2 separate regions of the Homo sapiens genome follow, and region 1 is linked to region 2. A link is a loop called in an ENCODE intact Hi-C map of the cell type or tissue named here. Cell type or tissue: IMR-90. All regions are shown on one strand. Links, peaks and the distances in the headings refer to the core of each region. The heading gives the core; the rest is flanking DNA.

What was found. Peaks named below come from ENCODE experiments on the same cell type or tissue, not always from the same donor. Only the 100,000 strongest peaks of a DNase experiment are listed, where the experiment ranks them.
Region 1: a loop joins it to region 2, with 2.6 times the contacts of the local background. A loop is called at or near these places in 9 of 110 quality-filtered maps.

The regions. Positions count from the first base shown.
Region 1 is chr14:54,904,480-54,921,126 of GRCh38, reverse strand. No RefSeq gene overlaps it. Among named protein-coding and RNA genes, the nearest start is that of GCH1, 10 kb to the right of the region's middle. In IMR-90, for the core only: no CTCF peak of the experiment used is centred there; no DNase peak of the experiment used is centred there; H3K27me3 peaks cover 166 bases.
Region 2 is chr14:54,969,238-54,985,884 of GRCh38, reverse strand. WDHD1 (WD repeat and HMG-box DNA binding protein 1) reads left to right here. Exons shown (of 26, transcript NM_007086.4): 15 at 1,025-1,162; 16 at 4,189-4,345. Among named protein-coding and RNA genes, the nearest start is that of WDHD1, 50 kb to the left of the region's middle. In IMR-90, for the core only: no CTCF peak of the experiment used is centred there; a DNase peak (open chromatin) is centred at 9,314; H3K27ac peaks cover 195 bases.

The DNA.
Region 1 (16,647 bases), core at 5,021-13,020, 65 kb after region 2:
TGGGAGGCGGAGCTTGCAGTGAGCCGAGATTTTGCCACCGCACTCTAGCCTGGGCGACAGAGCGAGACTCCGTCTCTAAAAAAAAAAAAAAAAAAAAAGTAAAATAAAATATAACTGTACATAGGAAAACTGATTTTTAAAAATACAGCAAAATGATTATAACATTTTAATCCAGTTTAAAATAATTGTCTTTATTTTTCTAATTAAAAACAGTATATTATTGTTAAACATATGATAAGCTTGCTTAGCAATCACAAAAACCCACTTAATTGAATATCAAAGTGAATGTCCCGCCTGTGGAGATTCAAACAACATAAATTTTTTTAAAAATCAGTCTTGGAAGGAAAAAGGGAATTTAAAATAAATAATATTTACACTTAAAACGAAAAATTCATACACTATTTGCTAAAAGGTTTGGCAATAACTTGACTGTTGTTTTGCCTTAAAGGTGCTTGCCAGCCTGCTCTCAGTGGGAAGAAAGAAAATGTCAGGTTAGACCCTTGTGTGGGAAAATCGGATTATTTCCCAGGTCTCTCTCTTGATTATCAACAATGATTGTTGAGTAAGGACTACTCCTTTCCCATAGGATCAGAAAACCCTGGAGATAAATCTCTTCTTCTGCTCTGTTTTCAAGGCACAAAAAAACCTATCCAACAGCCTTCAAAGAGAATGTGGCAGGCTCAGCTGATGGCTCTTTGCTTAGTATTATAAAATCCCAAGAGAAAGGCAGTGTATAAACCTAACATTTTCTCATTTCCCTTAAGCAGGCATAATACTAATATTTATGGAGGTCTGCAAAGAGCCACTTGATGCAGAAGCCAGGTGACTATAAATGACAGAGGAAATTCACCTGAATTGGTTCAAGATGTGTGTTGCTGGGAAACTATGTCTAGGGGCAAATAGTCTTATTGATTCTAGGAAAACGGTGACACTAAGTAAGTGAACAGACAGGTGCAGCCACACAAATGCCATTTAGCCTTTTTTATTCTTCCTTAGATGAAAGGCTTGCTCCTGTTTTGTATTAAAGCTGATGGAAGATTTTGAGAAAAAAGAATAAGGGATGATTATTTGCTATGATCATCATAATATTATCACTTACGTATATTTACCAAGGCCTTTTGCATACATGCATACATTATTTCTTTTATTTCTTTTTCTTTTTTTTTTTGAGACAGAGTCTTGCTGTCACCCAGGCTAGAGTGCATCTTGGCTCACTACAGCCTCCGATTCCTGGGTTCAAGTAATTCTCGTGCCTCAGCCTCCTGAGTAACTGGGACTACAAGGGTGCACCACCACACCTGGCCAATTTTTGTATTTTTAGTAGATACGGGGTTTTGCCACGATGGCCAGGCTGGTCTCAAACTCCTGACCTCGAGTGATCTGCCCGCCTCGGCCGCCCAAAGTGCTGGGATTACAGGTGTAGCCACAGTGCCTGGCCTGCATACATTATTTCTAATTTTTTAAAACAACTTTTTCCTTCTTGCAAGTGAGGAAATTGCAGCCTAGAGAGATTAAGGATTTCTTCAAAGTCACACAGTAAAGGGCAGAGCTAGGATTTGGAAGCCAGGTCTGTCAGACTTTGGCCTGGGCTCTTGTTAACACAGCTGCCAAATGATCATTTCCTTGTGGTCAGAGGAAAGCATTAAAATAAAATAAATGGCTGGGCATGGTCACTTTTGCCTGTAGTCCCAGCCCTTTGGGAGGCTGGGTTGGGAGGATCCCTTGAGGCCAGGAGTTTGAGACCAGCCTGGGACACATGATGAGACCCTGTCTCTATTAAATGTTAAATTAAAATAAATAACAACAAGGAGTTTGTAGGAACAGAAGGATGCTGAACATGGCCTTAGATTCCATTTGTGGGAACTGGATTTATGTTTGCCAGTGAAAACATTTTCTGGTGTTTTCCTAATATATAATAGGGAAAAATATTTGGGGTCCCAATTAGATTTCAAGTGTGTGGAGGGCAGAGTCATGTCTCTGTTGTATCCGTGATGCCTGTTGTAAAAAAGCAGGAGCAAATGGGTATAACAAGGCTTCCAGATTTGGAGCCAGCAGGCTGTCGCTTGTTAACTGTAGTGACGCTGGGAAGTCACTTAAGCCATCTGAGCTTCATTTTATATATATATGGGGATCATGGCACCCATGTTGCAGATATGTTTAAGGGGTCTGAATTTTATTCCACAATCTTGGGGTAAGACTCATATTAGTTTTCTAAATCAAATTTAACCTGACTTCAAAGCCTATGTGTCGGGGTAGGGCGATCTTTCCTTTGAGGACAACACCAGAATGAGGAGTTGGGAGGCTGCTTTTGGGACGTATGGAAAACAGACAAAGATCTTTATTATTCAGTCCATCTGATGGCCACCGAGATGCTCGTGGTCTAAATGTTTCTTAGAGTTGTCTTAGGGTCTCCCTAAGGCATGCAATTCCATTCCTCCTTTGAAGCTCAGATTCTGCTGTCTCACAGCTGCTCCCAAGGTCATAGCTGTGGGTGGCCAGGAATAGCACTGCTTACGAGTGGGCCAACAGCTTCCACCACCCAATTTAGAAATTCCCTCTAAATCCCTCTTCCCCTGTCCAGGGCAAGGTTTCCCAATGTATAGTTGGCTTGTTACTACCGCAGCATGTCATGGTTTCAGAGATATATTGAGAGACAGACTTTTTTAAAACTTCAAGAGTTATATATTTAATGTGTATTAACAACTTGAGCTAATATATTAAGTCCATGATCTATAGCTTCCTTTTAAAATAACTTTAAAATGTCAGTCAATATAAAGTGAAAAATAATAATTTCATAATTCCATAATATTACCATCAGTAAAGCAGATATTGCAAAAATCTTGAAGAGCTACAGGAATTTCTGAGGTCTGAGAAACATTTGTCTAGACACAGCGCTGTCCAACAGAAATATCACATGAGGCCGGGCACAGTGGCTTACGCCTGTAATTCCAGCACTTTGGGAGGCCAAGGCAGGCAGATCACTTGAGGTTGGGAGTTCAAGAACAGCTTGGTCAACATGGTGAAACTCTGTCTCTACTAAAAATACAAAAAATTAGCCGGGTGTGGTGGTGCACGCCTGTAGTCCCAGCTAACTTGGGAGGATGATGCAGGAGAATTGCTTGAACCCAGGAGGCGGAGGTTGCAGCAGTGAGTGGAGATCGCGCCTCTGCACTCCAACCTGGATGACACAGCAAGTCTCCGTCTCAAAAAAAAAAAAAAAGAAATATCATATGAACCACAAATGGAAACCACCTATGGGTATGTAATTTAAAATTGTCTGTTTGTCACATAAAAAAGAAATAGGTGACATTAATTTTGATAATACATTTTATTTAACCCAATATATCCAAAATATTATCATTTAATATGTAATCAGTATAAAAATTATCTGAGATATTTTAGGTTCTTTTTTCCTTAATACAAAGTCTTTGAAACCTGGTATAGGTTTTATAGGTACTGCACATCTCATTCAGGCTAACCGTGTCCCAGGCACTCAGCAGGCACACATGGCTAGTGGCTACTGTACTGCAGCATGCAAGTCTAGGGAAGTGAGGATAGATTCTGCCACTTGAGTCTCCAAATCCCACAATGGCTGTCGCCAAACATTTTTTTGCTCAGGTACCTCCAAAAGAATTATAGAAACCATGGCCGGGCGTGGTGGCTCACGCCTGTAATCCCAGCACTCTGGGAGGCAGAGGCGGGCGGATCACGAGGTCAGGAGATTGAGACCATCCTGGCTAACATGGTGAAACCCCGTCTCTAGTAAAAATACAAAAAATTAGCCGGGCGTGGTGGCGGGCGCCTGTAGTCCCAGCTGCTCGGGAGGCTGAGGCAGGAGAACGGCGTGAACCCGGGAGGCGGAGCTTGCAGTGAGCCAAGATTGCGCCACTGCACTCCAGCCTGGGCGACAGAGCGAGACTCCGTCTCAAAAAAAAAAAAAAAAAAAAAAAGAATTATAGAAATCTATGTGTCCTCTTTCTACCCTCCTCTGCCTCACACACTCATTGATAGATTGATAACTAAAAGTTCTATAAGATTAAATAATTGTTAAAGGTATAATTTGCAGTGTCTTCTAAATATTGACTTTAAAACAAAACTATAACACATTTTTAGAATAGTCAATGGAATGTAAATACTATAGCACTTTGTTCCCTACCATCATCCAGTTATACAAATCATTGAGTAAGCTCTTCCTTTTTTTCATTTTTCTTCTTGTTTGTATTTCTCTTTCCTTTACCTAACTTTATCTAAATTTCTCTTATTGATTGTCTCAGATGAGCCTCTCTACAAAAAGAATTTATGTATAAACTTAAATTTAAGAATTAGTTTCTGAGACCATAAGGCTCTAAAGTATTATTGAAGTTATTCTGGATTATCTTTTCATTTTTAGTAGTATATATTGTATCACAACAAAATAAACATGTCACAAAATTTTATATTTACTAAACAGTACAATTCTTTTGGAAACCCATTTCTTAACAAAAAGAACTGGTCTCGCCTCCCACTTCATTCATGAAGCCATGGATAAATATTGTTTATTGCTAGAATGAGAAAATATTCATAATCAATTCTATTCCAATTTTTGTTTTTAAAGACAAAAGTACTGAATAGATGGGAATAGCAGGAGTTATTATTTACCTTGCTTCTATGAAAAATTGTATATATCTGTAAAAATTACATAATGTATTAAAAATAATCTTACATGATCTATTAGCTGACAATATGATTAGACGCTCTTTCAGTTTTGGTGAAAGCAAAGAATTGAGAGTAGCTTAACTTGCAAATGAATACATTACTCAGTTGTTATTGTTACTCCCCATGCAGATAGCAACATTCTGAACTGCTACTTTCACAGGGTGCCTGGGGCAGTGTATCATAGAAAGATATGGGATGCCTGAGGCTGATGACTTTCTTTTGGTAAAGACAGAGCAGGCCAATTGTGCACATGTACCCTAGAACTTAAAGTATAATAAAATAAAAGAAAAAAAAAAAAAGAAAAAAAGGGAAGATGGAAGAGGAGATTTGCCACAAGTCGATCTCTCTGGACAAAAGTGTAAGTGGATATTGATGATATGGAAATGGGTGGGCACCGGCTAGAATTTGGCTTGATGCTGGGGTCTTGGAACAAGGCAATAGGGAGTAGGCTGACTGTGTGAAAGAAAGCTCCAGGTGAGCAACTGGGCTCCTGGTTGTCAATCCTGGATCTTCAGAAGGGAGCTCTGGAAAGAGACATTGCTGTTCATTTGACTCTCCTTTTTTCCCCTGGGGGCTAGGATGGTGGGTTGGTCCAGCTGGGGCTTTGGAGGGCAGCCTTTTACTGAACAAATTACTGATATTTTGCAAGTAAAAACCAGTTTCTTCCTCTTCAAAATGGAAATAACAACACTTCCTCCCAAGGGGTTTCGGAAACTTCCCAGACGCCATGATTATAAATGCAATTTCCCACTAGTCTCCTTCTAATTTTTCTTGTCACTCTCCCCACGAATCATCTTCCTTTTCCTTTTCTTTTCTTTTCTTTTCTTCTTTTCTTTTCTCTTTTCTTTTCTCTTCTCTTCTCTTCTCTTCTCTTCTCTTCTCTTCTCTTCTCTTCTCTTCTCTTCTCTTTTCTTTTCTTTTCTTTTCTTTTCTTTCTGTTGGGGCCGGGCTTAGTGGGTGGCGCATGCCTGTAATCTCAGCACGTTGGTGTAATCATGCTGTAATCCCAGCACGTTGGGAGGCCAAGGGGGTGGATTACCTGAGGTCAGGAGTTCCAGACTACCCTGGCCAACGTGGTGAAACCCCATCTCTACTAAAAATACAAAAAATTAGCGGGCGTTGTGGCGGGTGCCTGTAATCCCAGCTACTTGGGAGGCTGAGGCATGAGAATCATTTGAACCTGGGAGGCAGAGGTTGCAGTGAGCCATGATCGCGCACCATCACACTCCAGCCTGGGCAAAAAGAGTGAAATTCCATCTAAAAAAAAAAAAATTAAGTTGGACAGCTTATGCTGATCTGTTCCTTTCAGCTGATAACAAAGATCAGATCCACTTTTACCCTGGGGTGTAAACTAAGCCCCATTAAGATAATCTTCAAAGCTTGTTTAAAGATCTGTTTTTGCTCCTTGATAACTGTCTATTTTCAACAGGTAAAGTTTCAGTTTAGTCTAGACACATTACAAGGAGTCAGTCTGAGAAGCTTGGATGAGAGGGTAAGGACAGTTAAGAGTCAAAGGTAAGTATGTTTCTGGGTATTCTCTACCCTATTTTGTGGAATCTTCCAATTACTAACATTCAAATGGCCAGGCATGGTGGCTCACACCTGTAATTCCAGCACTTTGGGAGGCGGAGGCGGGTGGATCACGAAGTAAGGAGTTCGAGACCAGCCTGGCCAATATGGTGAAACCCTGTCTCTGCTAAAAATACAAAAACTAGCTGGGCGTGGTGGCGCATGTCTGTAGTCCCAGGTGCTTGGGAGGCTGAGGCAGGAGAATCGCTTGAACCTGGGAGGCGGAGGTTGCAGTGAGCCGAGATACACCACTGCACTCCAGCCTTGGCAACAGAGCAAGACTCCATCTCAAAAAAAAAAAAAAAAAAAAAAAAAAAAGCTGAGACAATAAAAAAAAATGAAAATGAGGATTTCATTGTAAATGCCTTCTTCCATGATTTTCAAGAAACAGGGCCACTAATCAGGATTTGATGAGATCAACAGGGTTTTGCGTGCCCCAGCTTTTCAGTGGGAAAATTACATAGTGGGAACTCAATTTTAATTTAAAATGGACACATGCAGACCTAAATGGTGGGTGGATCACAGACTAGAGAAAAAGGTTTCAGAGCATCTCCAATGGGACACAGGAACTAGGAAGTCTACATAACAGCAAAATGGAGCCTGTTCTCTGTGCCCTCAGATGTGAATTTTCACAGCTTCCAGTTACACCCCTCTCTAATAATACTTCTCAAATTTCCACATGGGATGTCAATGACATGTTATAGAAACACAAACTATTGGAAATTTTAAAATTGGATTTCATTCTTACTGATTTCTCAATTACACATCTTCCAACAGGCTTTGGCATCTAGAATGAATGACAAATAACAAGTGTCATTCACCAAGCACCTAGAATATGTTGGGCACAGTGCTAAGCCATTATATGTGTTATTTCTTTCAACTTCAACAAAATTCAAGTATATTTATATACAGAAAAGTGCCCACAACATAAATGTAAATCTCAGCGAACTATCACAAAGTGAAGCCCCGTATCCCTTTCTTCCAAGTCCCTGCCCATACCTCAGAAGTTCACAAGGTGCCTCTCCCAAGCAAGACCCTCCCCTCCCCTCAAAGATAGGTACTATCCTAACTTGCAATATCACAGACTGATTTCCCTGTTTTTGACTATTTATTTATTTATTTTTAAATTTTTTATAGAGATGGGGTCTCACTATATTGCCCAGGCTGGTCTTGAACTTCTGGACTCAAGCAATCCTCTTGCCTTGGCTTCCCAAAGTGTCTGTGAAATTTATATAAATGGAATCATGTAATATACATTGTATTTTTAGAAATCACTTTAACAACTTTGCAAGGATGGTATTATTGTATTATTAGTCCCATTTTTCTTTTTCTTTTTCAAGGTGGAGTCTCACTCTGTCACTCGGACTGGAGTGCAGTGGCGCGATCTTGGCTCACTGCAACCTCTGCCTCCCAGGTTCAAGCAATTCTCCTGCCTCAGTCTCCTGTGTAGCTGGGATTAACAGGTGTGTGCCACCACACCCAGCTAATTGTTGTATTTTTAGTGGAGAATAGAGACAAGGTTTCACCATGTTGGCCAGGCTGGTCTTGAACTCCTGACCTCAAGTGATCCTCCCACCTTGGCCTCCCAAAGTGCTGGGATTACAGGTGTGAGCCACAGTGCCTGGCGGCCTGCCTCCCTCCCTCCCTTCCTTCCTTGCTTCCTTCCTTTTTGAGACAGGGTCTCACTCTGTCACCCAGGCTGGAGTGCAGTGGCAGGATCACAGCTCATGGCAGCTGCCACCATGCCTGGCTAAATTTTTTTTAATTTTATTTTTAGCAGAGACAGGGGTCTCGCTATGTTGCCCAGGCTGGAGTGCAGTGGCACGATCACAGCTCATGGCAGCTGCCACCATGCCTGGCTAAATTTTTTTTAATTTTATTTTTAGCAGAGACAGGGGTCTCGCTATGTTGCCCAGGCTGGTCTTGAACTCCTGAGTTCAAGTGATCCTCCCGCCTCAGCCTCCCAAAGTGCTGGGATTACAGGCATGAGCCACTGCACTCAGCAGATAGCTTATTTTCTAGAGGACAAAAATGATGTACAGAGTAGTTAAGGGATCTGTCCAAGGTTACATAGCTTCTAATAAGTGACTAAACTAGGGTTCCACGCAGGCCTGTATAAATGCCAAATTGTTTTACTTCTGCACCTTTGCCAAAATCAGAACCAGTGACTTTCCGAGTCTCTTTACAAAGGCTCCGTTTCCTCTCACTCTCTGCCACTGCTCAGATTTCCATGTAAGGACAGGATTAGCCCAACACTTAGCTGTGTCTTTCTCACTTGGCTTGAGGAAGTGTGATGAGGGGACAATGGGGTGAGGGTTGAGTTTCTTTGCTTTCTGATCATTTCTTGATTTCCATCTGATCTATGATCAGTTGGATGCCATTCCCCAGCCTGGCCACAAAAAGGCCTGTTCTCTTTCATAGTTGGAATGTATTTAAGGTTGGTGATTACAACATACAAGGCTGGGAACATTGCTGTTCTTCCCTCCAAGTTTTTGGTTGTATGGGGTACATCCTGGAGCTTTTAAAATATCCTCAGAAATAGGCACAATCAGAGAACCAGATGGTACTTGAATGACTGAAGTTTGGCGTGTACTGTTCAAACACACGCTCCTATTGTGTTAACATTCTGGAAGGTCTCATTAATCTTCTAATTAAACTGTATCTTCCAAACCCATTTATTAAAATTTACAGCCAGGTGTGGTAGCTCACCCCGTAATCCCTGCACTTTGGGAGGCTGAGGCGGGCAGATCACTTGAGGTCAGGAGTTCCAGACCAGCCTGGCTAACATGGTGAAACCCCATCTCTACTAAAAATACAAAAAATTAGCTAGGCATCGTGGCATGCACCTGTAATCCCAGCTACTCGGGAGGCTGAGGCAGGAGAATGGCTTGAACCTGGGAGGCAGAGGTTGCTATGAGCCAAGATCACGTCACTGCACTTCAGCCTGGGTGACAGAGCGAGACTCCATCTCAAAAAAATAAATAAATAAAATAAAATTTACAACTGCCTATGTAGATCAATAAGAACATTTTGCATATTTATATATGCATATGTATAAAAGCTCACCAGTTGGGAAGTATGTTTTATTTTTTAAAATAATAATATTATATATATAATAAAAGTGAGACAAGCAGATTTGGACAGGTGTGAAAGCCAAAAGGAATGAAACTGGTCAAATTAAACCAGTGAGTTAAAGAAAATGAGTTAGCCTTGGAGAGGAAAGTTTATACAATTTTCCTTTTAGATTCTCCACAACTTTGCAAATATACAGACCTACAGGGTGCTATTTCCCAAGACCTAGGACTTACTCACTGCTGTGCTGGAATGTACCCCTTTGTCTAATTGCATAAAATTAGACAAATCTCATCCTCCAAATCTCATCCTCTCATTCCAAATCTCATCCTCCCCACACCTTATTGTTCATGAAAGCCAAAGCCAGCTCCATTCACTGGCTAAACAGTAGCTGCGACTACAGGCATGGGCCACCATGCCTGGCTAATTTTTTTGTATTTTTTGTAAAGACTGGGTTTCACCATCTTGCCCAGGCTGGTCTCGAACTTCTGAGCTCAAGTGGCCTGCCCACCTCAGCCTTCCAAAGTGCTGGGATTACAGGCATGAGCCACCACGCCTGGCCTAGGACTTCTTGTATGTTGGAAACTGAGGGGCACTCAGGCTTTCCTGCTCAAAAACACCTCCCTACCGGCCTAAAATTCAACAGTTTTTGTCACTAGGGTTCCTTATGAAAATGTTAATCTAATACCTGAGCAGAACTGCACATTAACTCAGAATTTTCTCATGGGACAAGATGGGTATAAACAGATATTATATCAATATTAATTATCATATTCCTTAGACATAGAAAAGCAACCAATCTGCCCCCTTTTAAGGGCCTTTCCCAGAAGTGCCATCCAGCAATTTCTACTGATAACTCATTGGACAGAACTATGTCATGTGGCCATTGTAACTGCAGGGAACTTGAAAATGCGTGTGTGTTTTTTTAAAGTCAAGTCCAAGTGTATTGAACTAAGTCCAGGCCTCTCTGAACTGAGTTGGAGATCCTTTAGTAAAAGAAGGGGAGAAATGATATTGGGGTAGGCATCTAGCAGTGACTTGTAGAAACCAATGGTCCATCTGGTATAGGGCTTCATCTTGGTATATGGCATACCCTGATGAGACATCGTGCCTGGCCTCTAATATGCTATCCTGCAATGAACCAATCATAGTCATGAAAACCTCATATCATTACAGACTCACATGTATCTTCCTAGACACTTCTTCTGGTAATGAATATATTTTCAATTTATATACGATTCTTTCTCTGGTTATTTAATAAGTTAGTGAGATTTAAAAATGTATTAAAATTGCTTCAGATCCATCACTGTCATGAATGATGTTAGAAAATATTTGCCAGAAGCCAAACATTTGAACAGCTTTAACCATGACATCAGAAAAACTACAATTACATTCAGGAAAGAGCTGCTTGATGTGTGACATTAAAATGCAGTTCCCCAGGCAACTGAGAGGGAGATACATTCAATAACAACAGAGCTTCCATGAATTGCTAAGATCTTACAGAATTTGCAACACCTTTTATTTATTTTTCATTGACAGTTAAATTACAACTTGAAAGCATCTGCTGACTAGAAAACAAATCCTCTGCTCTGGATAAACTAGGCCTCCTCCCAAAATAACTACTACCGATAGAGGAGCTCGGGAGAAGTGGGGAGCAGTGGAAATGTGCAGATGAGACATACAGCCCTGCCATCGGACACTGTTGTGTTGGAGATAATGCTCTGCAGATAGATATTGATCCATGTCTAGATTGTCCCTTCCTCAGATGATAGAGCCCTGACCCAGTGTTCTCATCATACATAAGTTTGAAAGCCTTCTTGATGAATGGTGTCATTTCGCAATGCCTAGTTGGGAACTCAGCATATGGGCTTTTAATAGTAAATTGCATTCAGTGAAATGCATCTTTTGAGGTATCATTTCATAGTTCTGTCATCAGGTGTTGCACTAAGTACATTAAAAAATATATTAGCCCAGCACGGTGGCTCACTCCTGTAATCCCAGTATTTTGGGAGGCCAAGGCAGAAGAATCTGTTGAGGCCTGGAGTTTGAGACCAGCCTGGGCAACAAAGTGAGACCCCCATCTCTAAAAAACAACAACAAAAAAACCAAACTCTAGTTGGGTGGTGGAGTTTAGGTGTGAGAGTTTGAGAGAGCAACAATATTAAATGGTGGCTCACTCCTGTAGTCCCAGCTACTGGGGAGGCTGAGCTAGGAAGATTGTTTAGCCCAGGCATTCAAGGCTGCAGTGAGCCATGATCATGCCACTGCACTCCAGCCTGGGCAACAGAGCAAGACCCCTTCTTTAAAATAAATAAATAAACACCAAACTTGTAGTATTTACAATACAGTTTTACCTCAGTTAAATCACTCTGTTGCTGAAAATCTTGAAACAAACTATACCCTATTGACTTACATTATAATTAAAAAAAATTTTTTTTCTATTTTCATTAACCAAGGAACAGAAATGTTTTATTTCAACTTTTGATTAATTTTCAGTTAATGATAAGAAACAGCACTTTAAACTGGGTGTGGTAGCACGAGCCTGTGATCCCAGCTACTCAGCAGGCTGAGGCGGAAGGATCACTTCTTTTTTTTTTTTTTTGAGACAGAGTCTTGCTCTTCTCCCAGGCTGGAGTGCAGTGGCACAGTCTCAGCTCACTGCAAACTCCGCCTCCCAGGCTCAAGGGAGTCTCCTGCCTTAGCCTCCCCAGTAGCTGGGATTACAGGCATGCGCCACTATGCCCAGCTAATTTTTTTATTTTTAGGGGTTTCACCATGTTGGCCAGGCTGGTCTTGAACTCCTGATCTCAGGTGATCTGCCCACCTCAGCCTCCCAAAGTGCTAGGACTGCAGGTGTGAGCCACCACGCCTGGCCGAGGATCACTTCTTGAGCCCAGGAGTTCAAGGCCAGCCTTTGCAACAGTGAGACTCCATCTCAAAAAAAAAAAAAGAACACTTCAAGTTTTCTGTCTATACTTAGACTCTCTTAAGTAAAGCAGCACCAAATATTATTTTTTTTTCCCCAAGGGATCTGCCTTTTTAAAAATTTTTAAATTTTTTCTTTTTTCACTGGTTGTAGCAACAATAAAATCTAGGGGAACTTGCTAGAATTAAAATATTGCTTTTGTATAAAGACATTTTTGTCATTAATAATGGCCAATACTTATTTTTCAAATTGTATATGTCTAATACTGTTGCTCTCTCAAACTCTCACAATAAGCCTATGACAAAGACTCTATATATAATACTCATTTTACAGAGGAGGAACCAGGCTTAAAGAAATTAAGAAACTTGCCCATTGACAACAAAGATAATTGATGGAGCCAGGCCATGAACCCAGACAGTGAAACTGAAGGTTGTTTCTTTACCACCGCATGACATGGCTGTTAGGTTTTTTCTACATTTTTCCTTTTGTTGCGCTACTTTTGGTTTCATTTCTAAGAAATCCAATTGCCTAACTCAAGGTCTTGAAGATTTATGCCTATATTTTCTTCCAAGAGTTTAATAATTTTACCTCTTACATTCTGATTTTCTTTTGTTTTATTTTTTAGAGATAAGATCTCGCTATGTTGCCCCGGCTGGCCTCAAACTCCTGGGCTCAAGACTTCTCCAGCCTCAGCCTCCAGCATAGCTGGGACCACAGGTGGCTGTTACTGCACCTACCCGATGAGTTTATTTTTGTATATGTTGTGAGATAGAGGTTCAACTTCTTCCTTTTGTATGTAGATATCCAGTCGTCCTAGTATCATTTGTTGAAAAGAGTCTTCTTTCCCCATTAAATTGTCTTGGCATCCTTGTCAAAAATCAATCAAACATAAATGTAAGGATTAATACACTTGTGTGATATATTTGATTACATTCCCTCACATTCATTGAGTTCTTTACCTCAGGAACCCTAATTATCCTTACACTGGATCATCTTTGTCTTCTCTAATAGCTTTCATGTTTGTCTTTTGTTCTGTATTCACTCTCACGTCTTTCCTTATGTCAGCAATTACAGTTTCAGCAGTATCTACTTTGTACATGGTTCTTTCTAATTGATTCTATAATAATGATGGTCCTCAATTTATTTTGTTGATCCATAGCTCCCCTTTCAATTCTATTATTTTGGCTTTTGTCTTATTAAATTCATGATTTTTGTTTGTTTGTCTGTTTTTTTTAGACTGAGTCTCGCTCTGTTGCCCAGGCTGGAGTGCAGTGGCGTGATCTCAGCTTACTGCAACCTCTGCCTCCCAAGTTCAAGCCATTCTCCTGCCTCAGCCTCCCAAGTAGCTGAGATTACAGGTGCCCACCACGCTGGCTAATTTTTGTATTTTTAATACAGACAGCGTTTCACCATGTTTGCCAGGCTGGTCTCGAACTCCTGACCTCAGGTGATCTTCCTGCCTCAACCTCCCAAAGTGCTGGGATTACAGGCATGAGCCACTGCACCCAGCCTGAATTTATACTTTTATTGAGTTAGTCTCTGGCATCAAACATTCGTGAGGAATTTTCTTCTGTTCCATGAGATTTGCTTTCTTCTTAGTTGCATTATTTGCCTTTATGTCTCCTGCATGCCATATGATGTTCCCCCTTGGTTTTCTTTTGTTTTGTTTGGCTGGTGTGTGTTTGCACGGTTGCCATGCTGTTTCTCTGCCCCCTGCCCATGCTTGGGAGGCTGTTTCCTGACACTGCGTATCTCTGATATTGTTGAGACATCTTCAGGTTTTTCCATGATAACAGAAGCCCTTTTGTTTTCCTGACTCTGCTGCAGTCTGGAGCTTGAGGAGCTGTGTTGCATCCCTTCTTCTGGGGTAATGTGGAGGCAGGGACAGAGTTCAGCAGCGCTGAGGTGCACTTTCTATTAGCATCCCTCTTAGCATCTGCCTGTTCTTCTGAGATGGTATTGCAGATTCTCTACCAGGGACACATGTCTGTTAGGGTATCCTTTATGGGTACATTTAGGCTTTGGATGGCTTATTATACTCAATATGAGGCTCTTGGGCCTTTTTTTTTTTTGAGATGGAGTCTCGCTGTGTCATCCAGGCTGGGGTGCAGTGGCGTGATCTTGGCTCACTGGAACCTCTGCCTCCCAGATTCAAATGATTCTTCTGCCTCAGCCTCCTGAGTAGCTGGGACTACAGGTGCCTACCATCATGCCCGGCTAATTTTTGTATTTTTTATTAGAGACGGGGTTCCATCACGTTGGCCAGGCTATTCTTGAACTACTGACCTCAAATGATTCACCTGCCTTGGCCTTCCAAAGTGCTGGGATTACGGGCTTGGGTCACCATGCCCGGCCACCTTTTCTTTGTACCTTTCTACCTTGATCCAAAATCTCCTCCAGAGTTTGAATTTCAAGTATAGAGCCTCCATCAAGTTCACTTAAATTTGCTTTTTTCCAATTACTGTTGCCAAATACCCAATGTTAGTTTGTCTATTACCCTTGGTGTTTGGACAAATTGAAACTGTGGTTTTCTTCTGCTGTTATACCACAACAACAGTCAACACAGAAGACTCTGTGACCAAATGGGTGGGGGTTTTCTCCCACACACCAAGCAGGGGACATCAGCTAGGTGTCCTCCCTCTTATTTAATTCAATTCTGATTCTGCCTACCTGGAGATAGCTGTAGATCCCACAAGTTGAAGGCTCAGTCCCCAACACTGGCCCCTCCTTTCCACCACTCACAAGTCTGGGCCTCTGGAACTTTTGATTGACTGGCTTCAAGTTGGGGTTTCCACAACCCCCTCTTTGGGTTCAATTAATTTGCTAGAGTGACTCAAAGAACTCAGGGAAACACTTACGTTTACCAGTTTATTATGAAGGATATTACAAAAGATACAGATGAAAAGATGCATAGGGTGAGGTATGGGGTAAGAGGTATGGAGTTTCCATGCCCTCCCTGGGCACACCACCCTCCAGGAACCTCCACATATTCAGCTGTCCAAAACCTCCCTGAGCCCTGCCGTCTGGGCCTTTTATGTTCGTTGTATAGGCATGATTGAAGCATGGACAGCCGTGTCAAGGTGTGATTGACCTCTCTGTGCAGCCATGCTTCCTCCAGGGTATGAGGCAGGACCCTGTTTGCAATGAGGGTTTATGATCCGTAATCAGAAAGGCGGGAGATGATTAGAGTCCTGCCTTTAGTGAGTGGAAGGGGAGCAGAAGGTGAGAGAGAGAGAGAGAGAGAGAGAGAGAGAGATTGATTCTATTTTCTGAGGCCTAAAGTGCCCCAACATTGTAACAAAAGACTGTGAGTTATGAACCAGGTACTATGGCTGAAAACCTACATATACATGTATCATCATATCACACTTGGCAAACAACTCTTTGTACATTTCTGTAGCACTGCAGTGTTCAGTCTCTGACTTGGTGTGTCTTTCTCATCTGCCTCTTTGTTCTGCTGCTGTCCTAGAAATTAGAGACTTTAAAAAATTCCTTGGCTTTTTGGTAGAAAGAAACTCCCAGACTGGGTCCAAGCTGAAAATGAATCCCTTACTGGGTGAAAAACATGGATGCGGTAACAATTCCTGGCTGTAAATGCTCATAATATTACTGTTGAACCATTTTATGCTAATAAATTATCTGGGACCTACTTCCCTTTTGGTTTATTCCTCTTTTTTTCTCCTGTTGCTACTTATAACCATCCTTGTCAACTATCTACATTTTACTATTAAATTATTCATATAATGTTGGTGATTTCAAAGTTTTCTTGTATTATTTTTGGGCATTTGGCCGAAAGGCACTGCCTCCATTTTACAAGTTAGCATGTATCCAGAGGCCCTGTCCTGCAACAAAGGTGCAGGTGCCTCAGTGGCAATACGTGTAAGAAAATGTTAATTTTTAGGGTAAAAATTTCATTAGAAACTGTCTTTGTGGAATACAATATTAGTTAATCTTTACACATGTTTTTAAAGGAAGACGAAAGATTGCCACTAAAAATAAATTCGTACTGAAAGCATCTCTATCTACTCTCTCCATTTTTAAAGTACCTCACTTAGTATCTTTGTTTTCATTTGTTAAATGCAAGGTCATCCTTTGAATGTTGTCTTCAACTATGCTTGAAATAGCTTGAGACCCAGCAGATAATTCTGACCAGGAGGTATCAGCAGACAGTGGGCAGCACAGTTAGAGGAAAAAAATGTTGCAGGGCCCCACTCCCAATAAAAACCTACAATAAAAAATTTAAAAATTTTAATAAAGAGGAAAATGACAAAGAGGTTTTCCAAAGGATGTTCATATTCTCTATTTAAAAACCCCACTGGGCCGGGTACGGTGGCTCAGGCCTATAATCCTGAGCCCTGGAGTTCGAGACCAGCTTTGGCAACATG
Region 2 (16,647 bases), core at 5,272-13,271:
CTGAAGCCAAAAATCTAAAAATTATCCTCGATTCTTCTCTTTCCATTTCCCCTGCATCAACTCCAACAGTAAAATTATATCATCATGTCAATTCTATGGAATAACACATTCTAAATTTGTCTCTTTTCATTTCTTCTGCTAATACAACCTGGATGTCATCTCTTGGACTGTCATAGTAGCCTCCTAACTAGTCTTTTAGCTTCAGTTCTTGCCTTCCACAGTCCATTCTCCACAGAGCAGCCTAGGTGATCTTTTAAAAATATAGATCATGCTCCTCTTCTCAAATCCCTCTGACTTTCCTTCACTTTTAGAATCAAAGTCAAACTTCTGATAGCTGTCAAGGTGATCTACTGATCCCGTATAATCTGACCTTTGCCTGCCTCTCCAACCTCATCTCTTACCGTTGTTTCTCATTACCATGTTCTGGCCATACTGCCTCTTTGTGTTCTTCGAGCCCTCCATTCTTCCTACCTTAGGACTTTGCATTAGCTGTTCCCTCCATCCACTTCCGTGTTCCTTCCCCTAATGTTTGCATGGCAGGCTCCAGCTTGCAGTTCATGTCTCAGCTTAAACTTTACTTTCTGAGAGGTCACTTCTGACTAACCAGTCTAACAAACCACTCTGACATTCTGTATCACATTATTTTAACTTTGTGATAATTTTTTTGTTCTTTTTGTGTTTTTTAATTTGTCTTCTACCTGAAATTTGAATTTAATAAGAGTGGTGACTTTGTTTATTGCTGTAGCCCCAGTATCTAGGCCAATGCTGGCGTGTAGTAAGCTCTCTGTAAATATGTCTTGAGTGAATAAATGCCCACTTATAAGGACTTTATGTGAAGAGTCCATGTAACATCTTACTGTGTTTCTAATACCTGAATGATGCCTCAGTTGGATGGGTTATTCATAAAAAGTAGTGCTAGTCAGTCTAGTAATTTACCACAAAATCAATTCACAGAAAATAATTTAGACTGCGTTATAGTTGGATAACCTTTGATGCCTGATTTATATTTACATTTTCTCATTAGGTACAGGATTTGATGGGGATCAGTGCCTTGGAGTTCAACTGCTAGAGCTGGGGAAAAAGAAAAAACAAATTTTGCATGGTGACCCTCTTCCTCTTACAAGGAAATCCTACCTTGCATGGATTGGGTTTTCAGCTGAAGGCAAGATAAATTTGTTTAAAAAAAACAAGTATAATATAAAGTGTTAGATATTCTTCAAGAAGAAAATTATTTCATTGTTTTATTCCTAATTAATTTAAGAATAAATTATCTCTATTTTATATTTTAAATTTCTATTTTAATATGTTGGCAGAACTGGGAGCTGCAATCTTTAGGCAAGGTAGCCATTGTTTTATGTATAAGATCTTGTTTTTATTTTTATGTTCTTTTAAGACAGGGTCTGGCTCTGTTGTCCAGGCTGGAGTGCAGTGGCATGATCTCGGCTCACTGCAACCTCCACCTCCTGGGCTTAAGCCATCTTCCTACCTCAGCCTCCTTAGTAGCTGGGACTACAGGCATGTGCCACCATGCCTAGCTAATTTTTGTATTTTTTGTAGAGACAGGGTTTTGCCATGTTGCCCAGGCTGGTCTCAAACTCCTAGGCGCAAGTGATCCACCCACCTTGGCCTCCTAAAGTGCTGGGATTACAGGCGCGAGCCACTGCACCCGGCTAAGAGCTCTCTTCATGAGAATTCTCATTAGAAAACTTATAAAGAAGGAAATATATTTTTCTGAAAGTATTAAATAGCAAGGAGGTGATACAAATCAATAATAAGTTGTGTCTTTTCCAGCAGATCATACAGAAAACTTAGAATTTTCTAGAGCTTCACTGTTTACTACAATAACTAGTATGTGTGTCTGTTGAGCACTTGAAATATGGCTGAGATGTGCTTGTATGTGTAAAATACTCTGGATTTTGAAGACTTAGCATGAAAAAAGATATAAAAATCAATTTTTTTATGTTGATTACATGTTAAATGATAATATTTGAGATATCTTCGATGAAATAAAATGTATTATTAACATTAACTTCATCCTTTTTTTCTTTAAAAATAATTTTTTTTTTGGCTGGGCATGGTGGCTCATGCCTATAATCCCAGCACTCTGGGAGGCCGAGGCAGGAGGATCACTTGAGCCCAGGAGTTCAAGACCAGAGTGGGCAACATAGTGAGATCCCATCTCTATTTAAAATTTTTTTTTTTTTAAGGAATAAATTAGGAGTCTTGCTCTGTTGCCCAGGCTGGAGTGCAATGATGCGATCTCAGCTTACTGCAACCTCTGCCTTCCGGGTTCCAGCAATTCTCCTGCTTCAGCCTTCTGAGTAGCTGGGATTACAGGCTTGCGTCACCACACTCGGCTAATTTTTGTATTTTTAATAGAGACAGGGTTTTACCATGCTGGCCAGGCTGGTCTTGAACTCCTGACCTCATGTGATCCACCCGCCTCGACCTCCTGAAGTGCTGGGATTACAGGCGTGAGCCACCGCCCCCAGCCTAAATTTTTTCACTTAACTTTTTTTTGTTGTTCAGATACATGGTATGTAGCCATTTTTTTTTTAATGTGGCACTAGGAAATTAAAAATTACACTTGTGGCTCACATGATATTTCTTTTGGATAAGTGCTATTTTAGACCAAATTCTAGAGGCTTATGACAGATGATTTGAAAGACACTGAGGAGTACCTTATTTTATTTTATTTGTTTTTGTGTTTGTGGTTTTTTTGACGCAGAGTCTCACTCTGTCACCCAGGCTGGACTGCAGTGATGTGACCTCAGATCACTACAACCTCTGTCTTCTGGGTTCAAGTGATTCTCGTACCTCAGCCTCCCGAGTATCTGGGACTACAGGCACATACCACCACGCCTGGCTAATGTTGTATTTTTAGTAGAGATGGGGTTTTGTCATGTTGGCTAGGCTGGTTTTGAACTCCTGGCATCAGGTGATCCACCTGCCTCAGCCTCTCAAAGTGCTGGGATTACAGGAGTGAGCCACTGCACCTGGCCCAGGAGTACCTTATTTTAAATCACCTGTCATCTCTGTCTCATGGGGACTTAAATATTTCTCTTTTTGGAGATTCATGTTCTTCATTTACATTGCTGGAAACTCCACTTTGTCTTTAAAATATCAACCATTTCTAAATGTGTTTTCTATTAGTCATTCAGGCTTTAATAATATGAACCATTGATAACTTCCATTTGTATAGATTTTTTTCTCCGAAGTACCAATTAGATCCAGACCCTGCGGAAACTAATGTTTGCAGAGTGAGGGGGGTGTGAAGCCACAGATAAGAAAAGGGATAATCAGGTAATTTGCCACAGATTTCCTGAGTTGGAAGCAGAATAGGTGGAAAACAAGAATGCTTCCCTGTTTTACGAGGTAAGAATTGCTTACCTAGTAGTTGGGGACAGAGTAGTGACAAGGCCAACAAAAAGAAGAGAGAGGAAGAAGAGTACTAAAGATAAATTTCGTAAAGATCACTTTGTATCAGATTTTGGTCATTTTTCTAAATGTTTCTCAAGCGGGAGCCTTCTGATTCATGTTTAATTTTTTACTAAAATTGGCTTTAAAATTATTATCGGCCGGGCGCGGTGGCTCACGCCTGTAATCCCAGCACTTTGGGAGGCTGAGGCGGGTGGATCACAAGGTCAGGAGATTGAGACCATCCTGGCTAACATGGTGAAACCCCGTCTCTACTAAAAATACAAAAAAAAATTAGCTGGGCGTGGTGGCGGGTGCCTGTAGTCCCAGCTACTCGGGAGGCTGAGGCAGGAGAATGGCTTGAACCTGGAAGGCGGAGCTTGCAGTGGGCCGAGATCGCGCCACTGCCCTCCAGCCTGGGTACACAGCAAGACTCCATCTCGAAAAAAAAAATAATAATAATAAATAAATAAATAAATGAAATTATTATTATCTTCCAGCAGGTGGCATAGTTTTCACTGAAACTCAGTTTTTTCACTTTATTTGTGTAAATTTTAGTCATATCAAATCCAATGTTTTTTCTTTTTTTAGTTAGGTCTTACTTTATATGGTTAATGAAATTTTACGTAATAATCTTAGATTATTTGCTTCTGTTTTGTGTTTTGCTTTTGAAAGCAAAGTTGAATCCTTGGTATGTATAATATATTTGAAATAGGGTTCCTTTAACAACATGTAGCTATGTCTCCAAGTGATTTTTCTGTTGGTGTTTAGGTACCCCTTGTTACGTGGATTCAGAAGGAATTGTTCGAATGCTTAACAGAGGACTTGGTAATACGTGGACTCCTATATGTAATACAAGAGAGCACTGCAAAGGAAAATCTGATCACTACTGGGTGGTTGGTATCCATGAAAATCCCCAGCAACTAAGGTGGGCTATTAAAAGAAGTCTAAAGTTGACTCTTTTTAAAAAGTATGTTGAAATTCTTTTTATGAGGCCCTTTAAGTGTATTTGTCTTTTATCTTAGTCCAATTACTTGCTTTCCATAGTCACTAAATTAGGAATTTGTTCATATTCACTCTGAAGTTTTCAGTCACTTGCTTTACTTGAAACATGTTGAACAAAATAGAAATAATTAGGATGACCTTACCATCATTTCAGCCACACAGGGAGAGGAATTCTGATTAAACATGGCATTTCACCTTTTATTACTGTCTTTTATTTTAATAAAATAACAATAAATATAAAAGTTAAAGTGAAAATAAAACAATATATATTCAATTGAGAATTGAAATATACAATTAAGCTGCTTTTTGAGATGTTTTGCTTAATTATCGTAATAGGAGGAAGGACTAATAGAAGACAGAGTCTCGCTCTGTTGCCCAGGCTGGATTGTAGTGGCGTGATCTCAGCTCACTGCAAGCTCCGCCTCACGGGATCACACCATTCTCCTGCCTCAGCCTCCCCAGTAGCTGGGATTATAGGTGCGCACCATCACGCCTGGCTGATTTTTTTGTATTTTTAGTAGAGAGGGGGTTTCACCGTGTTAGCCAGGATGGTTTCAATCTCCTGACCTTGTGATCTGCCTGCCTCGGCCTCCCAAAGTGCTGGGATTACAGGCATGAGCCACCACGCCCAGCTGAGTTTTTTTTTTTTTTTTTTTTTTTATGTGGAGTCTCACTCTGTCACCCAGGCTGGAGTACAGTGGCGTGATCTCAGTTCACTACAACCTCCACTTTGAGTTCAAGCTATTCTTCTACCTCAGCCTCCCCAGTAGCTGAGATTACATAGGCATGTGCCACCATGCCCAGCTAATTTTTGTATTTTTAGTAGAGACAGGGTTTCACCATGTTGGCCAGGCTGGTCTTGAACTCTTGACCTCAAGTGATCCACCTCAAGTGATCCACCCAAAGTACAGGCATGAGCCACCGTACCTGGTCCTGGACTAATAGTATTTTATATTGATCCGTGTGCACATTAAAGTTTGGGAAGTACTGCTGCTGGCATATGTATAAAATGATACATTGGCTGGGTGTGGCATGGGATTTCTTTTTGGGGTGATGAAAATGTTCAGAAATTAGTGTTGATAGATGCACAATTCTGTGAATATACAAAAAAACCACTGAATTATGTCTTTTTTTTTTTTGAGACAGAGTCTCACTCTGTCACCCAGGCTGGAGCACAGTGGCCCGATTATGTCTCACTTCAGGCTCACTTCAGTGACATCCTGGGCTCAAGCGATCCTCCCACCTTAGCCTTCCAAGTAGCTGGGACTACAGGCACGCACCACCACACCCAGCTACTTTTTGTAGAGACAGGGTTTCACCATGTTGCCTAGGCTGGTCTCAAATTCCTGGGCTTAAGGGATCTTCCCGCCTCGGCCTCCCAAAGTGTTGGGATTACAGGCATGAGCCACTGTGCCTGGCTGAATTGTATACTTACCATATGATATGGCTGGTACATTCTCTGTGAACTCAATATTATGTGAATCATATCTTGACAAAGCTGTTAAAAAGGATGAGGACACTATATAATGATATAGAAAAATCTGCAAGATGTGTTAAGTGAAATAAATACCATTTGTGTAAAAGTGGGGAAAGAATAAGAATATGTAATTGTATTTGCTTTACATACGCAAAAGAATTCCTAGAAGAATGAAAAGGAAACTAACAATAATAGTTACCTCACGGAGAGAAACTCAGTGGATAGTATAGGAGACTTTTCTCTGTATTCATTTTTATACTTTTTGAGCATGTAAATTGAGCATGTAACTTTGAATTACTAGTTCAAAAGTTAAATAAATTGAATTTTTAAACAAAGCAGCAATTCAATAAACTAAATCAGATAAGGCCAGAAGTTAAGTTCAAGAAGACTTCTTAATTTGGCTACATGGAGGTTAACGGTGACTCTGATAAAAGTGATAAAATGTTAAATTCCAGATTGGGGTGGGCATGGGAGGTAAAGAAATGAAAGTAGAATATGTGGATAACTCTTATCAAGAAATTTGACTATTGGGCCAGGCGAGGTGGCTCACGCCTGTAATCCCAACACTTTGGGAGCCCAAGGCGGGAGGAATGCTGGAGGCCAGGAGTTTGAGACCAGCCTGGGCAACATAGTGAGACCCAGTTTCAACAAAAAAAAATTTTTTTAATTACCCAGGCATGATGGCACACACCTATAGTCTCTGCTACTTGAGAGGCTAAGAGGGGAGGATCACTTGAGCCCAGGAGGTTGAGGTTACAGTGAGTCATGATCACACCTCTGCACTCCTGTCTAGGCGACAGAGAACCTATCTCAAAAAAAAAGAACTTTGGTGTGAAGAGGAGCAAAGATTTGGGGTGGCACCTAAAGGAGGATAAAAAGTCTTTGAAGGGATTTTTTAGCTTAGGTGACTCTATAGCATTTTTGTAATCTTTTGGCAATGAATTTAGTAAAGAAGATAAGATTGATAATTTAAAAGAAGGAGCCAATGAAAGGAATGAAAAAAGAAAAAAAAGTAGTAGCTTTTAGATCACCTGTCTAAAATAGGAAAATAGACATTTCATCAGTTCTGGAAAGGGAAAAAAATAGGCACAAATGCAGATAGATTTGGTAGCCAAAAGGTAACAAATTCCTATCTTCTGTTTTTGGCTTCTGTTTTGTTGGCAGATCATGAAGCAGAATTCAGTTATTTCTGGAGACAGTGGTTGGCATTGTGGGATGTTTGAGAAGAAAAGACATATAGTCTCAGAGGATGCAAAATTGAATTAGTAGAGAACTACAGAGGAATTGGTGGTTATTTCTGTGTGTTTTGCCTTTACAGTTGTAATCACTGAATATTACATTCTAAATATTGACATATTTAGTATCAGAAGAAGTATATTCATTAACGGTTTTTTTTTTTTAGAGCCAGGGTATCACTCATTTGCCCATGCTGGAGTGCAGTAGTGCAGTCATAGCTCACTGCAGCCTTGAATTCCTGGGCTCAAGTGATCCTGGCACCTCAGTCTCCTGAGTAGGTAGAACTACAGGCACAGGCTACCACACCTGGCTAATTTTTAAAAATATTTTGTAAAGATGGGGTCTCACCATCTTGCCCAGATTGACCTCTAATTCCTGGCCTCAACTGATCCTCTTGCATCAGCCTTCCAAAGTGCTAGGATTATAGGTATAAGCCAGATGCCAAGCCACATTCACTATTTTTAGTAGTTCTTATAGTGTAGGTTGTTCTCAGTGATTTCTTGCATGTCCATTTTCAGGAATCTAGTTAGTTTAGTAATTTGAATTAAAGAATTCACAGTCTATCTTAATAGTAGGTTAAGGTTTGAACCTATGAGGATTTTTACTATTCTGCCTAATGCTTATTCAAGTAAGATTATTCATTTTGTTAGTGAATGTCATTATCTTAGAGGTATATGAAATTATTTATTTGCAATATATGAAATTAGTCATCTGCAATGAACAATTTTGCTTCTTCATTTCATTTAATATTACAAGTATTTCATCAATTGCAGTTTTCACACCCTTAGTAATTTATCCAGCTGGCTTTTTTTTTCTTAACATGCTTTTTTTTTTTTTCCACACAACCCTTTGGAACACATTTTTTACTTGCTTTTTATTTAAGATTTGTAAAGAATTTTAACTTGTTAAAAACTACGATAATTACAGCTGGTAACATTTAACTGTTATATTCAATAATGGATAAAGAAATAATGGACTGTAAATTACAGCTTTTACACTTAGAAGGATTTTAGAAACCGTCTATACTAGTAGCTCCTGACATTTTCAAATATAAGAGCCCTTTTTATTTATTTATTTAGAAACAGGGTCTCCTTACGTTATCCAGGCTGGACTTGAACAAGAGTCCTTTTTTAAATGTTGAACAGTTCATGCCTCCAAATAATAGTAGCTCTAGTAGCTCTACATTTAGTATCAGCTAATAAAGAATATTTCTTTATTGAGACACAGTCTCGCTATGTTCCCTAGGCTTTTCTTGAACTAACCTCGAGTGATCCTCCCACCTTGGCCTCCCAAAGTGCTGGGATTACAGGCATGATAACATAAGCTTCTGTAGACCTGAAAATTTTATTTTAATATAAAATTGTATTTACAAATCACGTTATCTGCATACATGTGAAAATTTTAGTATGTAAAGTGGAAACTATTTTTGTATTTGGTCTACAGACAATTCATGGTGCTTGTGTGCATTCCTAGACACTTTATAATAGCTCAGCAGCCCTACAGGAATAAAAGAATGGGAACTACCAAGTTCTTTTGGTCTATTTGCTGTCTCTCTTCACCCCCAGCACTTCTCCCCAATTTTTACATATGAGAAAACTAAGGTCCAAAAAGATTAAAGTAATTTGGTAGAGAGTACACATCTATTTATTGGCAAAAAAAAAACAACCTTATTTTTTTGTATTAAAATATAGGAACAAAGGGAGTTAGCTGATAAGTAGATTGAAAGAATAAATACTTCTCCTATAAAGACCAGCTTGTTGTAGAATAATTGAATTACTGAGGGGAATCTTATACAGTAGGCATTTGAAGCACTGAGAAGATACACTAAAAAATCTGTTGATAGAAATGTATTTATTTGTATATTATGTGATAAATTGATAACTGCAGACTGTTTTCATATTTTCATATTTTCCTGGCTTTATGCTGGAATAATAAACTTGAATAAGAATATTTTTCTTTTTTTTTGGTACACCCTTGTAGAACATTTATTTATTTATTATTTATTATTTATTTTTTGGTATATAGCCTTAAATATTTTTCAAAGATTGGAAGCAACACTTCTCAGTATGGCTTACTGTACTTTTCACACCAGTTTTGCTTAACATGTTGGCATATTTAGAGATGATTCATTTCCTTTCTGTGGATAGCGGTACATGGAAGTTCGGGGAATAAAATTCTGCAATCACTTTTTTAGTAGCCTGCTGTTGTGTTTAAAGAGCCTTACCTATTTTGGCTAGCAAGAAATTCATTTTTGGCCAGGCTTTGTGACTCACAGCTGTAATCCCAACACATCGGGAGGCCAAAGCATGGGGATCACTTGAGGCCAGGAGTTTGAGGCTAGCCTGGGCAACATAGAGAGACCCTGCCAGGCATGGTGGTACATGCCTGTAGTCCCAGCTGCTCGGGAGGCTGAGGTAAGGGTATGACTTGAACCCAGGAGTTCAAGGTTATACAGCCCCTGCACCCCAACCTGCGTGACAGAAGGAGACTTTGTCTCTAAAATAAAAAGGAAATAAAGAAATTCATCTTCATATTTATTTGCATTTTTAATGCCTCTGTTTGCTCTCATTGTTTGTGATAAAGATAGCAAATCACATGCTTCTCTGGAAAGCCAATGTGGCCTAGTGGTCCAGAGCTCGAGCTCTCGAGTGACACTGCCTGCTTGTGGTATCCTGGCTGAAATCCTCGTTCAGTAGCCCTGGCTCTGTGCCACTGTTTCCTCATCTCTAAAACCACAGTGTACCCATTTCACAGAATTTCTGTGAAGATGAAGTGACTTAGTGATACCTCTTTCTTTATTCTTTTAACTTTAAATGCATTTTCTAACCCAACTCAGTGGTATTTATGCTTTCTTTTTGTTCAGAGATCCTTTAAAAGAAAGTACATTTTGTGAAAAATAATTTTTAAAAATTCATTTGAGAGCGTGTCACATCGGTGCACACCTGAATACCAGCTACTTAAAAGACAGGGGCAGGAGGATCACTGGAGCCCAGGAGTTTGCAGACAGCCTGGGCAACAGCAAAACCCCGTCTCTTTAAAAAAAAAAGCATTAATTTAAGTCAATATAAAATTTTCCTATTTTCCTTTAATTATGAATATGAGGTTGGGTGCAGTGGCTCACGCCTGTAATCCCAGCACCTTGGGAGGGCAAGGCAGGCAGATCACCCTGAGGTCAGGAGTTTGAGACTATCCTGGCCAACATGGTGAAACCCTGTCTCTACTAAAAATACAAAAATTAGCCAGGCCTGGTGGCAGATGCCTGTAATCCCAGCTACTTGGGAGGCTGAGGCAAGAGAATCGCTTCAACCTGGGAGGTAGAGGTTGCAGTGAGCCGAGATTGCGCCACTGTACTCCAGCCTGGGCAACAGAGGGAAACTCTGTCTCAAAAAAAAAAAAATTATGAATATGAGAAATTACTGATCTGTATTAATGTCATCCCTGCCCCCTTTGAGCTGAACTTCAGTTTACCAAGTATTGTTTCTTCTAAAGATTTTTTCATGACACTACTGGTTAATACATAACTGAGAGTTAATAAATTTTGCTGTGTTACAGTCTAATTTGCTCTCTACCAACAGAGACCTTCTTTCTTTTTCTGTTTAGTTTTTCAAAACAAGAGTTATTTAATGTGCTTGAAAACTAGACATTTTTCCTAGTTGTGTTCACTGAATTAGCATTTATTATAGTACCGACTAGATGTGCTATACCACACAAAGATAAATGAGGCTGTGGCCTGGAAGAGGTAGGCTTGTAAAGTCATTATGCTACTCCCAAATAAGTGCTTTAAAAGAGATGTGAGCAAAGTCCCCTCAAATGCAGAAGACAGTCCGGTCCAACACAGAAGAAAAAGCAAAACTTGCTGGCTGGGGCAAGGTTAATCTGGACACGACCTAGTTTTCTCCAGTTTGGCATTTTTATTTATTTTTTCGAGACAGAGTCTCATTCTGTCATCCAGGCTAGTACAGTGGCACAATCTCATCTCACTGCAACCTCCTCCTTCCGGGTTCAAGTGATTCTTATGCCTCAGCCTCCCAAGTAGCTGAGATTACAGGCATGTGCCACCATGCCCAGTTAATTTTTTGTATTTTTAGTAGAGACAGTGTTTCGCCAGGTTGCCCAGGCTGGTCTCGATCTCCAGAGCTCAGGTGATCTGCCGGCCTTGGCTCCCAAAGTGCTGGGATATTACAGGAGTGAGCCACCACGCCTGATTATTTTGGCATTTTTAAACTCTTTCTTTAATATAACAAAAAAAAAAAAAACAAAACAAAACAGGTTTTGTGGTCAATTTGAAAACAAATTGAAGTAATTTTTTTTTTTTTTGAGACAGAATCTCTCTCTGTTGCCCAGACTGGAGTGCAGTGGCGTGACCTCAGCTCACTGCAACTTCTGCCTCCTGGCCTCAAGCGATCCTCCGTCCTCCGCCTTCCGAGTAGCTAAAGCTACAGGTCCATGCTGCCATGCCTAGCAAATTTTTTGTATTTTTTGTATTTTTTTGTAGAGACGAGGTTTTGCTATGTAGCCCGAGCTGGTCTTGAGCTCCTGAGCTCAAGCGATCTGCCTACCTCAGCCTCCTTATGTACTGGGATTACAGGCATGAGCCACTGTGCCCAGCCACTTTTGTCTTTTTAGTAAACCAGGTTTTTCATTGTTTTTTTTTTTTTAAATTCCTCTTCCAGGTGGTTTATGCACATAGTTTCCAGGAAACTCCGTCGTCATCAAAACCCACCAAATTAGCAGTTTAAATGTGTTTGTTTTTTCCTTGAATTCTTCTATGACGGGGATATTTAACAGAGAAAACATCTTTTTAGTTGAAGTCTCTAAAGCTAAGGAAAGGATAAAAAAATGCGAATTGGTGCTCTGCTTTGATGTAAATGTGGCTTAGAAAGTAACTTAATAAAATCCTACTCAGTATTTCCTTTTTCTTTGTGATAATTGCTTACTATGTGTAAATCAATAAAGTGAGCTGTAAAATGTTTTTAAACAGGACATTTTAGAAAAAAATGTTTAGGCAATTAACATTTCTCACAGTGTTTCTTCTAATTTTGTTAATGTACATATATATGTACCTGGACTCATCTTTTGTGAATGCACATGCTCTTTTTCATTTTGCATGACTAGTAAAGTAGTGATTCTTGTAAATAGAGATTTATGACAGAATTGCCACAAGATTCTTTCAAACTTGAGGTATTCACACTGCCACCTCATACTGTGTGGTGAAAACTAGATTTTTTATAAAATCATAAAAGGAGAGAAGGAAGAAATAAATGAAATTGTATGTTCAAAAAAATTAGAACCCTAAAAACATTTGTATTTTTATTGTATAGTCAGAAAAAAAAGAAGGGAGGGTATTTGAATCTCACAAGAAAGGGGCCTGAGTAGTTTGAAAAAGAATACTAGACATTGTCACTTACTTGTTTTCTAATTACTCTAGTGGGCATTTGATAATACTGGAAGATATTTATAAAATTTTTAAACCCTAGGGTCTAGCTTCTACTTAGTATCTCCCTTCAAGAATGTCCTGATTAAAAGGCTATACTATAAATTAAGTGGATGATTATTAGTAAGCATTCAAAAAGAGATTTCGTCTTTTTAAATGACTTTATGAAAATATGAAATTTGCCTGTGGTATTTATAGTGTGCAGTCATGGTTTTCCAGTGCTTTTCTAATAAATAAATCGGAGTACATAAGTTGAAAGAGTTCTATATATATATAAATCATTCTGTGATTAATTAATGCTTTTTAATAAATCAGCTGCGAGAGCACTACTCATGATGGGCGTGTTTGAATGCCTTATATAGACTACTCAGAACAGGTTTAGACAGTCTTTGCCCCGTTGACCTGTTACCATATTTATCAGAGTAGATATAGATTATAGTCTTTCTAATGATGTTCTGCTTCACTCTGACCAATATCTAATAAACACTTAACCTATATTAGGCATTTCACCATCTTTCTGTCTCTCTTTTTTGGAATGGAGTCTTGCTATGTTGCCCAGGCTGGTCTCCTGGCTTAAGTGATACCCTTCTGTCTCAGCCTCCTGAATATCTGGGATTACAAGTGCCCACTACCATGCCTGATTTTTTTCTCTTTTTTGACAACTCATACCGACAGTACTAAGAATTCCCAAACTGATGGATGAAAGTGAATATGCCTCATTGGCATTTTTTTTTTTTTTTTTTTTTTTTTTTTTTTTTTTTTGTGACAGTCTTGCTTTATTGCCCAGGCTGGAGTGCAGTAGTGCAATTTCCCAGGTTCAAGAGATTCTCGTGCTTTACCCTCCCGAGTAGCTGGGATTACAGGCGTTCACCACCACACCCAGCTAATTTTTGTATTTTTAGTAGAGATGGGTTTTCACCACATTGGCCAGGCTGGTCTCGAGCTCCTGGCCTCAAGTGATCTGCCTGCCTCACCCCTCAAAGTGCTGGGATTACAGACATGAGCCACCATATCTGGCCAACTTTTTTTTTTTTTTTTGGTGAGACCGAGTCTCACTCTGTCTCCCAGGCTGGAGTGCAGTGGTGTGATCTCGGCTCACCGCAAGCTCCGCCTCCCGGGTTCACCCCATTCTCCTGCCTCAGCCTCCTGAGTAGCTGGGACTACAGGCGCCCATCACCACGCCTGGCTAATTTTTTAAAATATTTTTAGTAGAGACAGGGTTTCACTGTGTTAGCCAGGATGGTCTCGATTTCCTGACCTCGTGATCCACCCGCCTCGGCCTCCCAAAGTGCTGGGATTACATGTCTTGCCATGTTGCCCAGGCTGGTCTGAAACTACTGGTTTCAAGTGATCCACCCACCTCAGCCTCCCAAAGTTCTGGGATTATGGGTGTGACCCACCGTTCCCAGCCTTGTATGTCTTCTTTTGAAAAGTGTCTGTTCATGTCCTTTGCCCACTTTTTATTGGGGATATTTGTTTTTTGCTGCTGATTTTTTTTTAAGTTCCTTATAGACTCTGGATATCAGATCTTTGTTGGATGCATAGCTTGCGAACATTTTCTTGCATTCTGTGGGATGTCTTTTTTTTTTTTTTTTTTTTTTTTGAGGCAGAGTCTCATTCTGTCACCCAGGCTACAGTGCGGTGGTGAGATGAGATCATGGCTCACTGCAGCCTCGACTTTCTGGGCTCAGTGATCCACCTCAGGATCTGCAAATGTCTTTCCATTTGTTTGTGTCATCTATGGTTTCTTTCAACAGTGTTTTGTAGTTCTTGTAGAGATCTTTCACCTCCTTGGTTAGATATATCCTAGGTATTTTGTGTGTGTGCATATGGCTATTGTAAATGGGATTGCACAAGACTACAGGCACATGCCACCACACCTGGATAATTTTTAAATTTTTTTGTAGAGACAGGTCTCCCTTTGTTGCCCAGGCTGGTCTCAAACTCCTGGGCTCAAGTAATCCTCCTGCCTTGGCCTCCCAAAGTGCTGGGATTACAGATGTGAGCCATTGCACCTGACCTGTTTACTCTTGGTAGTTTCTTTTGCTGCGCAGAAGCTCTTTGGTTTAATTAGGTCCCACTTGTCAATTTTTGTTTTTGTTGCAATTGCTTTTGTGGACTTAGTCATGAAATATTTACCAAGGCCAATATCCTGAAGGGTATTTGCTAGGGTTTCTTCTGGGATTTTTATATTCTGAGGTCTTACATTTAAGTGTTTAATCCATCTTGAGTTAATTTTTGCACATGGTGATAGTTAAGGGTCCAGTTTCATTCTGCATGTGGTTAGCCAGTTATCTCAGCACCATTTATTGAGTAGGGATTCCTTTCCCAGTTCCTTGTTTTTGTCAGCTTTCTCAAAGATCAGTTGGTTGTAGGTGTGTGGCTTTATTTCTGTGTTCCCTATTGTGTTCCACTGGTCTGTGTTTCTGTTTGTGCACCAGTGCCATGTTCTTTTTCACTAGCCTTGAAGTAGAGTTTGATGTTGGGTAATGTGATGCCTCCAGCTTTGTTGTTTTTGTTTTAGATCCTTTGGCTATTTGGGCTCTTTTTTGGTTCCATATGAATTTTAGAATAGTTTTTTCTAATTCTGTGAAAAATGACATTGGTAATTTGATAGGAATAGTGTTGAATCTATAGATTGCTTTGGGGAGTATGGTCTTTTTCTTTCTTCTTTCTTTCTTTTTTTTTTTTTTTGGTGCTGTGACTTCGATGCAAACCAAGGTTGCTGCAGACACAGTATGGTCATTTTAATGATATTGATTCTTCTAATCCATGAGTGTGGAATGTGTTTCCATTTGTTTGTGTTATCTGTGATTTCTTTCAACAGTGTTTTGTAGTTCTTGTAGAGATCTTTCACCTCCTTGGTTAGATATATTCCTAGGTATTTTATGTACATGTATGACTATTGTAAATGGGATTGCATACTTGATTTGACTCTCAGCTCGAACATTATTGGTGTATAAAAATGCTACTGATTTTTGTATATTGATTTTGTATCCTGAAACTTTACCAAAGTCTTTTATCTAGGAGCCCTTTAGCAATTCTATGTATAGAGTAATATAGTCAGTGGAGAGATATTTGACTTCTTTTCCTATTTTGGTATCTTACTTGATTGTTCTGGCTAAGATTTTCAGTACTCTGTTAAATATGAGTGAAAAGAGTGGCCAACCTTGTCTTATTCCAATTCTTAAGGGTAATGCTTCCAGCTTTTTCCCATTCATATGGTGTTGTCTGTGGGTTTGCCATAGATGGCTCTTTTTATTTTGAGTTATGTTCCTTCAATGCCTAGTATGTTGGAGGTCTTTATTATGAAAGGATGTTGAATTTTATCGAAAGCTTTTTCTGCATCTATTGAGATGATCATGTGGTTTTTGTTTTTAATTCTGTTGATGCAGTGAATTGCATATATTGATTTGCATATGTTGAACCAACCTTACATCCCAGGAGTAAAACCTACTGGTTGTGGTGTATTAACTTCCTAAAGTACTGTTGGGTTTGGTTTGCTAGTGTTTTGTTGAGGATTTTTATATCTGTGTTCATCAAGGATATTGGCCTGTAGTTTCTCTTTTTGATGTGTCTTTGCCAGATTTTGGTATCAGGATAATGCTGGCTTTATAGAGTGATTTGGAGAGGAGTTGGTATTTTGGAATATTTTCAGTAGGACTGGTACCAGTTCTTTGTGCATCTAGAATTCAGCTGTGATTTTTCTGGTCCAGGGCTTTTTTTGGTTGATAGGTTTTTTATTTATTACGATTCAATTTTGGAACTCATTATTGGTTTGTTCAGAATTTCTGTTTTTTCTGAGTCAGTCTTGGGAAGTTTTATGTTTCCAGGAATTTATCCATTTCCTCTAGATTTTCTTTGCTGTGCAGAAGTTCTTTAGTCTAATTAGGTCCCACTTGTCAGTTTTGGTTTTTGTTGCAATTGCTTTTGAGGACTTTCTCTTTCTCTCTCTCTTTTTTTTTTTTTTTTCTTGAAACGGAGTCTTAATGCTGGGCGCGGTGGCTCACGCCTGTAATCCCAGCACTTTGGGAGGCATAGGCGGGCGGATCACAAGGTCAGGAGATCGAGACCACGG